Linked DNA regions of Homo sapiens: all the other regions are linked to region 3. A link is a loop called in an ENCODE intact Hi-C map of the cell type or tissue named here. Cell type or tissue: PC-9. All regions are shown on one strand. Region 1 holds the start of SLC5A11 (solute carrier family 5 member 11). Region 2 has its middle 36 kb from the start of LINC01567. Region 3 overlaps ARHGAP17 (Rho GTPase activating protein 17).

Region 1 (5,000 bases), 150 kb before region 3:
GGCTTGCATGTTGCCTAGAAAAGCTTATTTCAGTTTTGAGGATTTGCTCTTTTCAATTCTTGCAACAAATAGCAACATTTGAGTTGTTAGGGATGTGGGTAGGCAAAGGTGTGTTATTAAAAGTCTGCAGAAAATCTAGGAAGAAATCACATCTTGAGCCCTCTAGGAGAACATGCGACCCAGGAATACAGATTCCAAACAGAGCCCCGTGCATCATTTGACACACCCCGCATTTTAGCTATTTTGTTGCTTTTGAATTTACCAAACCTTACAAGTCATCAGAGTTTCTATTAAAAACAAAAACAAAAACAAAAAAAACCCAGACTTAGATTTCTCTTGCAAAAGGAATGCTGGCAACATAAGACCCACGTTCTTACGTGGTGACAATGGGCTGGAACTAAAATCTGGGAGACAGACTCGCAATAACTGTATTTGCTCAGTGTATTTGCTCTGTATGAATTCACTGTTTGTATATTTGCTCTTTTTTTTGAGATGGAGTCTCACTCTGTCACCCAGGCTACAGTGCAATGGCATGATCTCGGCTCACTGCAACCTCCATCTCCTGTGTTCAAGCGATTCTCCTGCCTCAGCCTCCCGAGTAGCTGGGACTACAGGTGCACCCCACCACGCCTGGCTAATTTTTGTATTTTTAGTAGAGACAGGGTTTCACCATGTTGGCCAGGATTGTCTCGATCTCTTGACCTCATGATCCGCCCACCTCGGCCTCCCAAAGTGCTAGGATTACAGGGGTAAGCCACTGTGCCCGGCCATCTGCTCTCATTTTTAAAGATATAATTTACATACAATAAAATGCATGAGTCAGCCAGGCGCGGTGGCTCATGCCTGTAATCCCAGCACTTTGGGAGGGTGAGGCAGGAGAATCACTTGAACCCAGGAGACAGAAGTTTAAGTGAGCTGAGATGGCGCCATTGCACTCCATCCTGGGTGATAGAGTGAGACTTGGTCAAAAAAAAAAAAAAAAGCATAAGTGTTCATCCTTCAATTCACGGGGTTTTACCAATTGTATATACCGTATAATTACCACCCAATTCAAGATAATAGAAATTTCCATCACCTCTGAGAGCACACTCCCACCCTCTTCCAGTTGTTCACTGGGTCCTGTTCTTTGACTTCTGTCACCACAAATCCATCTTTCCTGTTCTTGAGCCTCACATAAATTGAATCATAAGGTCTGTACTCTTTTCATGTCAGCTTTTTTTTTTTTTTTTTTTTTTTTTTTTTGAGATGGAGTCTTGCTCTGTCTCACCCAGGCTGGAGTCCAGTGGCGTGATCCTGGCTTACTGCAGCCTCCACCTCCTGGGTTCAAGCAATTCTCCTGTCTCAGCCTCACGAGTAACTGGGACCACAGGCGCACACCACCACAGCAGGATAATTTAATTTTATATTTTTGGAAGAGACAGCGTTTTACAACATAGGCCAGGCTGGTCTCGAACTCCTGACCTCAGGCGATCCACCCACCTCGGCCTCCCAAAGTGCTGGGATCACAGGTGTGACCACCGCACCCAGCCCAGGTCAGCTCCTTTTGCTCAGCATAATGTTTCGTAGAGTCTTCGATTCATCCGTGGTGTTGCGTGGGTTGGGTAGTTCATTCCTTTCGATGAAAGTTTTTCACGGTGTTGGATGCACCGCAGTTTGTTTCTTCACTCACCTGTCGATGGAACTGGTGTTGTTTCCACTTAGAAACAGTTTTGAATAAGGCCACCATGAACACTTGTGTGCACAACTTTTTGGGAACATATGTCTCCATTTCTCTTGATAAATACCTAAGAGTGAAATTGCTGGGTCATGGGGGAGGTGTATGGTAACTTTATTTATTTATTTATTTAATTTTATTTTTTAGATGGAGTTTCGCCTTGTCACCCAGGCTGGAGTGCAATGGCACGGTCTTGGCTCACTGCAACCTCCATCTGCCTCCCAGGTTCAAATGATTCTCCTGCCTCAGCCTCCTGAGTAGCTGGGATTACAGGGGCCCACCACAACACCCAGCTAATTTTTGTATTTTTAGTAGAGACGAGTGCAGGCTGGTCTTGAACTCCTGACCTTGTGATCCACCCACCTTGGCCTCCCAAAGTGCTGCGATTACAGGCATGAGCCACCGCGCTCGGCAAAGTGTATGGTAACTTTATAAGAAATGTCCAAATAGTTCTCTAAAGTGGTTATACAGTTCTTTTTTTTTTTTTTTTTTTTTTTGAATTGAGATCTCATTCTGTTGCCTCGAGTGTAGTGGCACTATCATGGCTCACTGCAGCCTTGAACTCCTGGGCTCAAACGATTCTCCCACCTCAGTCTCCTGAGTAGCTGGGACTACAGGTGCACACTGCTATGTCCATCTAATTCTTCCTATTTTGTGTAGAGATGAGGGTCTCACTGAGTTACCCAGACTGGCCTCTAACTCCTGGCCTCAAGAGATCCTCCTGCCTCAGCTTCCCAAAGCTCTGAGATGATAGCATGAGCCCCTGCACTCCACCTCTCCTATTCTTTATAGCACTGAGGGTAAAAATGAAAAACCTGACAGAGAAACAATCGGAGGTGACAAGCCAAGGGTCGAGCAGGCCACATCTGGCCCTCAAGGATGCGTAATCATGAAACTTTGCAGAACTTCTCTAGAACAATCAGAAGTTCTGACCCCATTGGGCCTGTCTTCCCCCACGTGGAGCTGGGTCGTGGCTGTCCTCTTCAGCTGGGACACATGCTCTCGGGTCAGCCTCAGCTCCACCTGCCCGGCTTCACTCACTACCACGCCTCTTCTGTAGACACCCTGCACATGGCTAAGGCTCCCCAGACATTCCCAAGAAGTCAGGACTGGACCCCAGGTTGGCGAAGCAGTGCACCCTCGGTGGCACCCCACTGCCTTTCCTGGTGCTGTGGCCTCTGCTGCAGATCACAGATTCATGGCCTTCTGTCTGTCCCTCTTCTCCAATCCCAGCTGTTCCTTCTGTAAATCTGTCCCCCAGGGCAGGTCCCTCCCCCAAAGGCCCCATTCATACTGGTGTTGGTCAGTCACCCAGTGTTTGCTCACCCAGGCCACCCTTTATCCAGTCAAGCCACCCTCCACTGCTCCTGCAGGACTCTAGAGCCAGGTGGCCTGGGCTGAAATCTTGCTGTGTCACTTACAACCCGGGTGATCCTGGGCCGATGACTCATCTCCTCTACCTCTGTTACCTCGTCAGTAAGATAGAGATAACAGGACCTAACTTCGAGGGTTGTTGGAAAGACCAAGTGAGTAAAGGCATGTTGTGCCCTTAGAGCCTGGCACGTGTTCATCACTGCTATTATTTCTGGCTACTCGGTGCCAGGACAGGGGCCTCAGCTGAGGGCCCCCCAGAGCCTGGCAGGCCCAGTGAAGGAGTGAGATGGGGAGGCCACGACTCCTCCCCAGTCAGCAGCTGTCCTGTGGCCATGGGGGCCTGGTGAGGCCAGATCTTCAGGTTGTTCTAGAAAAGTGAGTATTCTAGAATTATGTTTCAAGCCTCTTGGTTTGCAAATACTAGTAACTATTTTTAAAATGTTTTGGTATTTGGCCTGGCACAGTGTTTGACCCCTGTAATCCCAGCACTTTGGGAGGCCAAGGTGGGAGGATCACTTAAACCCAGGAGTTGGAGACCAGCCTGGGCAACATAGCAAGATTCTCTCTCTACCAAAAAAATGAAAAAATTAGCTGGGTGTGGTGGTGCACGCCTGTAGTCCCAGCTACTCGGGAGGCTGTGGTGGGAGGATCACTTGAGCCCAGGAGGATGAGCCTGCAGCAAGCTGTGATGCCACCACTGCACTCCAGCCTGGGTGACAGAGTGAGATCCTGTCTCAGAAATAAAAAGTAAATAAAGTTTTGGATGCTTTGAGCATCTGGCAGAAATCTTCGCTATGCCCCGCTGATGTCCTGGGCCCGATGTGGGCGCCTGGCCATGGCTCGGTCACTCCTGACGGTTTTTCAGGGCCTCAGACACCTCTTCTTCTTCTTCTTCTTCTTTTTTTGAGACTGATTTTCGCTCTTGTTGCCCAGGCTGGAGTGCAATGGTGTAATCTCGGCTCACCACAACCTCCGCCTCCCGGATTCAAGTGATTCTCCTGCCTCAGCCTCCCGAGTAGCTGGGACCACAGGCATGCACCACCATACCCGGCTAACTTTGTATTTTTAGTAGAGATGGGGTTTCTCCATGTTGGTCAGGCTGGTCTCGAACTCTCGACTTCAGGCAGACACCTGTTCTTTGCCATGCCTCTGTCTGAAGAGTATATGGAAAGGGGTTGCACAAGCAATGGTTGCTGTTCCTGTTGCTGCCACTGCGGTGAGGGCTGTGGCTGGACGTCCCTCCTGGCACTTTGCCTCTGTCCCCTCCATCCGCCGCCAGCATTTTTCCTCCCCTCCCCTTCCTCCAGCTCGTCCCAAGCCTGCCTGTCCCCAGCGTGGAGGCGGGACAGTGGAAGACTGGGTGAGTGAAGCAGGATGGTGCCTTGGGCTCCAGCGTCTCCCCAACCCCTCCATGCCATGGGTCCCCACGCAGGTGAGGACCCTGGTGGAGGACGGTGTGGGCAGAGCGTGGGACATGTCACCTTCCCCACCTGCTCAGAGTTCAAGGGTCCTGGGCTGGGCCCCGTTCTCTCTTCTGCCCTGGGGAGATCATTCACGCTTCCTTTAATCCCCGCTGCAGCTGAGGCTGGAGTTTGGAGTTTGACCCGCTTGGAGGCTCTCTCAGCAGCGGGCATATAGGAGGAAGGGTCACTGCTGTCTCCGGAAGCTCTTGGCTGCAAAGAGAGAGGATCCCGGGTATCTCCCTCCTTACAACCACCGCCACCTCCTAGTGCCTTAGAAGCCACTGACAGCCCCCAGGGCAGGTGAGCCCTGCATCTGGAATAAGGTAAGACACCCCCTGCCCCCAAACAGGTAGCCACTCTCCAAACTGGGAAGTTGGTCTGGGGACAGGTGCTGGCAGAAGGACTCCAGCTGTCACCTGTGGGGCAGGGGAAGCTCAGCCCTCTCTGCA
Region 2 (5,000 bases), 350 kb before region 3:
TGACAAGAGCAAAACTCAGTCTCGAAAAAAAAAAAAAAAAATCCAGACTTCTCAACATAGTCTGCAAGGCCCTACATCACCAGGCACTTGCTTTATTCTAGAACTTCCTCTCACTTGCTCTGTTGCAGCCACAGTGGCTGCTTTGCAGGTACTTGAACCTACCAAGCTTGCTCTGGCCTCAGAGCCTTTATATGCTCTATTTACCATATATGCAGCTGCTTGACTTATTCATGGTTTACTCCTTTGTAGGTTTAAGATCTCAGCTCAGAGTATTATCTCTTCAGAGAGGCCTTCAATTTAAAGTACAGTGCTTTGATCTAAAGTGCAATCTATCACCTTAACCAGGCTTATTTCCTTACAGCATCACTTACTTTCAAAAATTATACTCATGGTGTATTTATTTTTTTTTCTTTTTCTTTTTTTCTTGAGACAGAGTCTCACTCTGTTGCCCAGGCTGGAGTGCAGTGGTGCAATCTCGGCTCACTGCAATCTCCACCTCCCGGGTTCAAGCGATGCTCCTGCCTCTGCCTCCCAAGTAGCTGGGATTACAGGCGTGTGCCACCACACCCAGCTAATTTTTGTATTGTTAGTAGAGTTGGGGTTTCACCATATTGGCCAGGCAGACCTCGAACTCCTGACCTCGTGACCCACCCACCTCGGCTTCCCAAAGTGCTGGGATTACAGGCGTGAGCCACTGTGCCCGGCTTTTATTTCTTTCCTTGTTTGTTTTCTGTGCCTCCACACACACACATTCCTCCCAATAGAATTTAAGCTCCATTAAGGTATAGAATTTATCTCTCTTTTTTTTTTTTTCGAGACGAAGTCTCGCTTTGATGCCCAGCCTGGAGTGCAGTGGCATGGTCTCAGCTCCCTGCAACCTCTGCCTCCCGGTTCCAGGGATTCTCATGTCAGCCTCCTGAGTAGCTGGGATTACAGTCATGCACCACCACACCTGGCTAATTTTTGTATCTTTATTAGAGACATGGTTTTGCCATGTTGACCAGGCTGGTCTCTTGAACTCCTGGCCTCAAGTGATCCTCCCGCTTCAGCCCCCCAAAGTGCTAGCATGACAGGCGTGAGCCACTGGGCCAGACCAAATTTATCTTTTTTATCACTGTATATGCCCAGTGCCTAAATAGTGTGATCATTTGATCAATAAATTTCAAAATTGGGCTGGGCGCAGTGGTTCAGGCCTGTAATCCCAGCACTTTGGGAGGTTTGCTTGAGCTCAGGAGTTGAAGGCCAGCCTAAACTACATGGCAAAACCCCATCTCTACAAAAAAATACAAAACAGATAGCCAGGCATGGTGGTGCATGCCCGTAGTCCCAGCTACTTGGGAGGCTGAGGCAGGTGGATCCTTTAAGCCCAGGAGGCAGAGGTTGCAGTGAGCCGAGATCATGCCACTACACTCCAGCCTGGGCGACAGAGAGAGACCCTGTCTCAGATAAATAAATAAATAAATGCACATTGAATATACCAGATTCTCTTAAGTGTTTCACACACCTTAAATATTGTAACATGCAAAATCTACACATTATCACTAGGACTATAAAAACGAATTGCTGAACCTAATACAAGAGTATTAATATACCACAGGTATGACTTATTCGGCCATCGTCTCTATATTTGTTTTTACACTTTTCTGTGTTTGTCACATCGCTTCCCTACTAAGAAAACAGAATTGTTATCCCAGGTCAGCTGAGGTTACAAGTCCAGGAACTTCATTCGGGGATTCCAGATTACAACAAGGGATCCAGAATGTGCTCTCCAGGGTGGGGCAGCATCAGCCCCCACCTTACCAATCTTAGCCCTTTCTCATGGTTCAGTGGCACCTGGCCTGTCCATGGAAGATATCAAGCCTGTGTCTTGCCCTAGAATTTAATGTAAATTTCACAATGTAAGAATCATTTACATTTCACATTTAGCAAGTTGGAAAAAAAATCTTATTCTCCATACACTTTTTTCTTTCTTCATTTGTTTTGTTGTTGTTGAGACAGGGTCTTGCTATGTTGCCCAGGCTGGTCTTGAACTCCTGCCTCAGCCTCCCAGAGCACTGGGATTACAGAAGTGAGTCACCTTTCTTTCTTTTTCTTTCTTTCTTTTCTTTCTTTCTTTCTTTCTTTATTTCTTTTCTTTCTTTTTCTTTCTTTTTCTTTTCTTTCCTTCTTTCCTTCCTTCCTTCCTTCCTTCTTTCCTTCCTTCCTTCTTTCTTTCTTTGTAATGCTGGAACTCTATACCCTTCATCTGGATTGTTTTACTTCTTATTCATAAGATTCTGCACGTTTATTTATTTATTTACTTATATATTTATTTGTTTATTTTTGGAGACCTGTCACCCAGGCTTGAGTGCAGTGGCTCGATCTTGGCTCACTGCAACCTCTGCCTCCCAGGTTCAAGCCATTCTTCCGCCTCAGCCTCCTGAGTAGCTGAGATTACAGGAGCCCACCACCACGCCCAGCTAATTTTTGTATTTTTAGTACAGACAGGGTTTCACCATGTTGGCCAGGCTGGTCTCAAACTCCTGACCTCAAGTAATTCGCCTGCCTTGGCCTCCCAAAGTGCTGGGATTGCAGGCACGAGCCACCACACCTGGCCAGATTCTGCACCTTTTTAAAAAATTTTACTTTCTCAATTGTCTCAGCACCCATCATAGACATCACATTTGTTGGTATTCAGGGAAAACAATTACCATTTGTGTATCTGTAAACTCCCAGAACTCTCTTATTATTTCTGAGAGTTTTTGCATAATTCTCTGAGGTTTTACACAAAGAAAGATGATTTTGTCACCTTGTTGCCAGTAGCTGTACCTTATATTTTGGTCTCCATGGTTTTTTGTTTTATTTTTGCCTGAGCTTCCAGAAACATCATCAAATGATAGCAGTAGCTCACATCCTGCATTTTATTTCTGACTTTAAAGAGACAATGCTGGTGTTTTATTGTTAAGGATGATGCCGTTGATCTGAGATTCTTTTATCATCCATTCCTTAATTCATTACATATTTATTGGTACCCATCCAAGTGCATTGGATTTGGCAATATGCAGGGCACTGATCGCCTTGGGGAAAGCAGTTCCAATGGCAGGGTGCCAGCAAAAGCCAGATTGCAGTGGTTTGCAGGGAGGCATGTGACGGAAACCGTCTTCTTTACTGCCTGCCAAGGATTTTCATCAGGAATGTGTGCTGGATTCTTTCTTAATGCCTTTTCAGCATTTATTAGTAACATTGTGGGTTGTTTTTTATACTTGACCTATTGGAATGATTTAACATATTAATATATTTTCATTCATTCATTCAAGAATTACCTAAGTGCCTATGATAAGCCAGACACTCTTCTATTATTGTAATGTTAGATTTGTGATTTTATAAAATATTGTAGGACTTTGTGATTTTTTTTTTTTTTTTGAGACAGGATCTTGCTCTGTTACTCAGGCTGGATTGCAGTGGGATGATCACAGCTCCCTGCAGCCTCAAACTCCTGGGCTCAAGAGATCCTCCCATCTTATGCTCTCGAGTATTTAGGACTACAGGCACATGCCACTGCGCCTGGTTTATTTTTTAACTTTTTTTTGACAGGGTCTCACTATGTTGTCCAGGGTGGTCTTGAATTCCTGGCCTCAAGTGATCTTCTCACCTCAGCTGAGATTACAGGTAGAGCCACTAAGCCTGGCTCTTTGTTTTATTTTTATATCAATTCATAAATATTGAACTGTTTTGACAGTAGTAAGATAAATTTGACTCAGTTATGGCATTTTGTTCCTTAATTTTTAATTACTAAATCAATGGATGCTTATTATTAAAAATTCAAGATGCAAAAGCATGTAAATCCAGAAAGTTCAGATATTCCCTATTAATAGATATTTCTGAACCTTTTTAACTTTTAATTGTCATAAGCTTGAAAAAGTTATTTGTAAGCATTTTATGTAGAATTTTCACATCTATATTCATGGCTGTGGTATAGATATTACAGTAAGAGAGCCATACCTGGGGCCCCATCAGATTGGCCTCTCCTGCTAAATGACACTTTGTTGCAGGGGTTTTTTTTGTTTGTTTTTCTTTTTGTTTTTGAGACAGGGTCTCACTCCCTGGCCCAGGCTAGAGTGTAGTGGTGGGATGATGGCTGACTGCAACCTCAACCTCCCAGGCTCAGGTGATCCTCCCGTCTCAGCCTCCCTAGTAGCTGGGACTTCAGGTGCATACCACCATACCTGGCTAGTTTTAAAATTTTTTGTAGAGATGGGGTTTCACCATGTTGCTCAGGCTGGTCTCGAACTCCTGGCCTCAAGCGATCTGCCCATCCCAGTCTCCCAAAGTGCTGGGATTACAAGCGTGAGCCATCGTGCCCAGCCTGTTGCAGTTCTTGACCCATCTGTGGTCTGGGCAGCCTGGCGTTCCCTCCACCCATGGGCATGCTGGATGCCATGCGGAGGTCACTGAGGTTTACTTGTTCAAAGAGTACGAGCATTGATCTGACTATGACTCCATAGTTCTAGGCAAGGGGAAAATAATACAATAAATAGATTAAATGTACAATATATTAGATGGTGATCAGACCTATGGAGGGAAAGTAAGGAAGGAGGAAGGGAAATGTTATTGGAAGTGAGGGAACCACAGTTACTGTGGGAAGGAAGGTCCCATGTGGGGAGGTGCAGAGCTTTCTTAAAAGAGGACTCAGGCAGCAGTGAGAATGAGGGCGCCACAACCACACAACACAATACCAAGGAATCTCACAAATATCACATCCAATGAAAGAAGCAAGGCACGTAGAGTACATTCCATATGATGCCATTTTTTAATTTATTTATTATTTATTTATTTTTGAGATGGAGTCTGGCTCTGTTGCCCAGGCTGGAGTGCAGTGGCCTGATCTTGGCTCACTGCACCCTCCACCTCCTGGTTCAAGCGATTCTCCTGTCTCAGCCTCTCAAGTATCTGGGACTACCAGCTCGCGCCACCACACCCAGCTAACTTTTGTATTTTTAGTAGAGACAGGGCTTTACCAT
Region 3 (5,000 bases):
GGTGCAAACCTTGATAGCTAACTTTTTAGAATCACTTTGAGGATGGGTGAGGCTGGGCTGGAGGTGTATTTTCTCTTCCTCGACATTCTGCCTCATAGGCAAGCAGCAGCTGCCAAAATGAACAGGGGTGGCTGCCTCTGATAATTCAGTCCAAATGCGGAGGCACAGCCCAGTGCTGGTGACACTGGTGACAGGAAGAAATCAGAAGTTATGTCCCTCCTGCACCTACGCACCTCCATCCACTCACCTCCTCAAAAACACTGAAGTATTTTAATCACTGTTTGCTTTCTGGTCTCTACTGATAAACATATTTCGGGACAAGACCTAAATAAACACAGTTCTCTACCCAAGAGTTCAGCAACAATAAACATTTCAGGCTTGCAGACCATACTGTCTCTATGTAATGACTCAGCTTGCCACTGCAGCACAAAAGCTGCCACAGACATTGTATAAATGAACGGACCTGGCTGTGCCCCAATAAACCTTTATTTATGGACACTGAAATGTGAATTTTGCCTAATTATCGTACGTCATGAACTACTGTTCCTCTTTTAATGTTTTCAAGTATTTAAAAATGCCAAAACCATTCTGAGCCTGCAGCAGCCGCATTTAGCCCACAGACCAGAGTTTGCTGACCCCTGATCTATGTACAAGTGAAGTCCATTTTCCCATGAAACTTCAATCCTTTTTAATCACTTCCCAAATCCAAATTCTTCTTACTCAGAAGGGGGATTTCTACGTTTTCCCAACTTGCATTTCAGAGGTTGAGAGACGCTGGCTTTTCAAGACTTTTGCCAAATTGCTCCTTTTCAATCCTTTCAGCCATTCTGGGGCCTTGAGAGCAGGGGCTCATCTTTCTACCACCAAGAGCACCCCCAACCCAAGGATGGCAAATATGTGGCCGAGGCGCCAACACTAGCATCAAACATCAATGGCTCCCACTGCCTCTGGGCTCACAGGGCTGTTGGTTTTTGGTTTACAATTTCACATGAGAGATCACTGTTCTGCTGGCTTTTACACTTGCACACTGACTGATACGTCAATTAAAATGAAAAAATGAAGCATGGAGAGAATTTTTAATGAGCTCATTTTCAATGCTAGTTACCAGGAAATATCTGACGCATTTTTGAGAAATAAGACAGACTGTGACTAATCTACCAAGGATCTGAATATTGTATGTAGGGTAACAACATAAACATTACTGCATGCAACATGATTTGTATTCACAGTGAAATTACAGAGCCCACCCAGGGCTAGGCAGTGGATTTCATTCTGCTGGGAATCTGATTTTGTGCAACACTGTCACCTCCCGTTACAAGTGTTTACAAAATCCACCTGAGCCTCTGAGCCCAGTTTGGATGCAATAGTTTGATTTCATAGTGAGCTGGAGGACTACTGAATGAGTTTTTACTGTTTTATCTCATTAGATTAGCTGTCGTCTTAGATTTCTGGGAAGGAATCTAAAATCTACTTAATTGGATTTTTAAAATAAACGACTCTCTGAAACTTTAAAAATGAAGCAATTTGTTATACCTGCCACAAAGCAGTTTAAAAGCCGTAAGAGAGTTTACAGAACTCTAAAGGGATGTTATTGGGAAAAAATTGTTCCCATGCCTAACACTGAAAAGAAAAAGGATACTTAACGGGGGGAAATGATTCAACAGAAAATATTTTGGCAATGACGTGGGAAAAATAGATCTAATAGTTCTATACTCTGCATTATTTCCCCAAATGATGGTATTTTGCCCATGTATTTACAGCTTCTCTAGGACAGGGTTATAACATTTAATTTTTACTTTAAATGACAATAAAAGCCTTCTCAATCTTAACTTAATCTTGATAATATTATTTGAATTCCAGTGACTAAGATGAACAGTTACATTTTACCCTAAATTGAATTGAGGTTTATCGTTTTCCTGCACATGTAAGCTTACCCACGCAGCGTTTTGTTCGGTCAGTTGGCTTTTTCCCCTCTGGCACATGAAATGGAATCTATTTGCTATCCCTGCTCTAACCACGTGGCCTGTCTCAAAGCTCCACCACCGATTCTTGCTTATAGCAAAATCTGAAAGAAATCTCCCTTCTGCCACCAACCACCTCAACGGCCTCTCAGGCATTCCAAGTGCCTTATTCCCCAGCCTGCTCCAGTCACTCATGGTACCTGCTTGGACCTGGAGGCAGCTGAGTTTGAGATTTTAAAACTCATTTAAGCAGGCAAAAATATGTGAGAAATATTTTGCAAAATATTGCAATGCAGACAGTACATCCACATAGAGCTACTGCCTAAGGGAAAGGAGCTCAGGAGGAGTCCAGTTTACTGCTCTGGTGAGGCAGCCAGAGGCTAGGAGGAGCTGAAAAGCCACACAAAAAGTCTAAAGCAAAAGTGCCCAAGGCCAGGCCACACAATGTCAGGGGCTCCCTCCACACCTGGGCTCTGACTCAGTGCTGTGACTGATGGCTGCTGGGGAGGTGCACAGCGTCTGAAGACAGGTTGTGCAGGCTCCCTTCCAAACTAGGTCAGCACATTTGGACTTTGACAAGCTCATCCCCATAAAAACAGGTTGTAAATGTTAAGTTCTCAGTCCAACTTACAAGGACTCATTTAGCTCACAGATTATCTAAGAGACAGCCCTGGCAGGGGCCTATTGAGTTTTCTGAGCCACTCAGAAAAATAGTAAAAATAAAAACTAGTGGAAAAAGATCTAGGAGGTAACAGTGGTTCTTAACCAGAGCTACACATGACAGTCCTGGAGGCTCTGAAAATAATACAGGTGATGCCACTTATATGAAATGGCCAGAAAACGGGAATCTATAGAGGCAGAAAGTAGATGAGTGGTTGGCTTTGGGGGTGGGGGGAATGGGGATTAACTGTAAAGAAGTATGAAGGCTCTCATTTGGGGTGACAAAAATGTTCTACAATTGGGTTGTGGTGATGGTTACACAACTCTGTAAATTTACTACAAATCATTGAGTTCTACACTTAAAATGAGACATTTTTTGAAATATGTCAGACACAGAAAGATATATACCACATGTTCTCATTCATATGTGGGAGCCAAAAAAAATAACGTCATAAAAGTAGAGAGTAGAATTGTGGTTATTAGAGGCTGGGAAGCATAGGGTGGAGGAGAGATAGGGAGAGGTTAATGGATAGGGATAAATAATTATAGCTAGATGGGAGGAATAAGTTCTAGTATTCTATAGCACTGTAGGGTGAATATGACTAACAATAACTTAGTGTGTATTTTCAAAAATCTAGAAGAGGATTTTGAATGTTCACAATACAGGCACAAACGTTCAAGGTGATGGATACGATAATTATGCTGATTTGATCATTACACATTGTAAACATATCAGAATATCACTCTATATCCCATAAATATGTACAAACATTGCAGCCAACTAAAGATAAAAGGGGAAAATGGGTAAATTTTATGATCTATAAAATATATCTCATAGGTTGGGCACAGTGGCTCATGCCTGTAATCCCGGCACTCTGGGAGGCCAAAGTGGGAGAATCACCTGAGTCCAGGAGTTCAAGACCAGCCTGGGCAAGACAGGGACACCTCCATCTATACAAAAAATAAAAAACTTAGCCAGGCATGGTGGTGCACACCTGTAGTCCCAGCTACTCAGAAGGTTGAAGTGGGAGGATTGTTTGAGCCCAGGAGGTCAAGACTTCAGTGAGCCACGATCGTGCCACTGCACTCCAGTCTGGGCATCAAAGCAAGATCTTGTCTCAAAAAAAAAAAAAATTAAAACAATTAGCTGGGCATGGTGGTGAGCACTTGTAGTCCAGCTACTTAGGAAGCTTAGGTAGGAGGGTCATTTGAGCCTGGGAAGTGGAGACTGCAGTGAGCCAAGATCACACCACTGCACTCCAGCCTGGGCAACAGAGTGAGACCATGTCCCCCACAAAAACACAAATACACACACACCCCTCATAAGGTTGTCAAAAATAATAATACTGATGCCTGGACCCCAACCTAAAACAAATGAATTAGAACCTCTGGAGGTGGGGCTTGGCTTTTTTTTTTTTTTTTTAGCTCCCCAGGCAATTCCCAAGCAAAGAGAACACTGAGAACTGCTGCAAGGAGAAGGTTCAGGTAGCAACAGCTGGCAGGTGGCAGAACGAGCAGCAGGACAGACTAGAAGGGTAGCAGCCATAATGCACTGCAGCACCATAGTCTCCAGGGTCCCTGTGTCCTAGGCCATAAACACATTTCAGAAGGAGCTGATGTGCATGATTCACAACTGGCTTTACGCTGCGGCCTTCACAGACAGAGTAAACTCAGTTGTAAAAAACAGAGTGATACCCAATTCTAAGTTTCACTCTCAGCAAAGGATAAGAATGTAGGATACAGTCAGAACTAAGAGTTAGGGCTCTGGAGTCAAACATACCAGACTTTGAAACCCAAGGCTAGACGTTCACATGTGCACCTTACTAAGAAACATTTCCTCCACTGTGAAATAGGAATAATTATAACCATAAAATTATAATAATGATACCACCACCATAGTGGTTGTTTAGGAACACCATCTCATGTACTTCATTTAACGTGTTTCGTGGCACCTAGTGAGGGTTCATGGAGTGTTAGCTGTTCTGAGAATTACAACAAATAATAACAACCTTCAGATAAATCCCAAGTCTTATCTAAGAATGACCTTTCCAAATTTATCAAGCTGTTCTAGCTTCTCTCTGGAAGAAGTCACAGTCGAGCCTGGACCACACAAAAACAAAAAGCTAGTCAGAGTTAGAGCAGGAGTAGCGCAGGACGTTCAATTAAAACAAAGGGTTGGTTGTGACAACACCGTGTGGGATGGCACCAAAGAGAATCACAGGCAAACAATAAACAGAAACTCAGGGACAGAGTACGTGGAGAGTTAGTAAACCCTGCATCAGAAGCTAACATCTTAAGCTGCTGGGCTTCCCACCACTGCTAAGGAAGCTATAGAAACACCTGCACCAGCAGATCTCAGCTGAGCATGCATTCACAGAG

What was found. A loop is a pair of places that touch in the nucleus more often than their neighbours do. Peaks named below come from ENCODE experiments on the same cell type or tissue, not always from the same donor. Only the 100,000 strongest peaks of a DNase experiment are listed, where the experiment ranks them.
Region 1: a loop joins it to region 3, with 2.7 times the contacts of the local background. A loop is called at or near these places in 2 of 110 quality-filtered maps.
Region 2: a loop joins it to region 3, with 4 times the contacts of the local background. A loop is called at or near these places in 2 of 110 quality-filtered maps.

Annotation. Positions count from the first base shown.
Region 1 is chr16:24,841,565-24,846,564 of GRCh38, forward strand. It overlaps SLC5A11 (solute carrier family 5 member 11), which reads left to right and starts at 4,399. Exons shown (of 17, transcript NM_001352248.3): 1 at 4,399-4,448; 2 at 4,668-4,874. In PC-9, no CTCF peak of the experiment used is centred here; DNase peaks (open chromatin) are centred at 3,117 and 3,457; H3K27ac peaks cover 1,945 bases.
Region 2 is chr16:24,632,987-24,637,986 of GRCh38, forward strand. It overlaps a transcript of TNRC6A not described here. Among named protein-coding and RNA genes, the nearest start is that of LINC01567, 36 kb to the right of the region's middle. In PC-9, no CTCF peak of the experiment used is centred here; a DNase peak (open chromatin) is centred at 3,105; H3K27ac peaks cover 1,349 bases.
Region 3 is chr16:24,986,745-24,991,744 of GRCh38, forward strand. The region is part of intron 1 of ARHGAP17 (Rho GTPase activating protein 17); the gene reads right to left. Among named protein-coding and RNA genes, the nearest start is that of ARHGAP17, 26 kb to the right of the region's middle. RefSeq lists an enhancer at 1,704-2,307. In PC-9, no CTCF peak of the experiment used is centred here; DNase peaks (open chromatin) are centred at 357, 1,167 and 2,427; H3K4me3 peaks cover 826 bases; H3K27ac peaks cover 1,628 bases.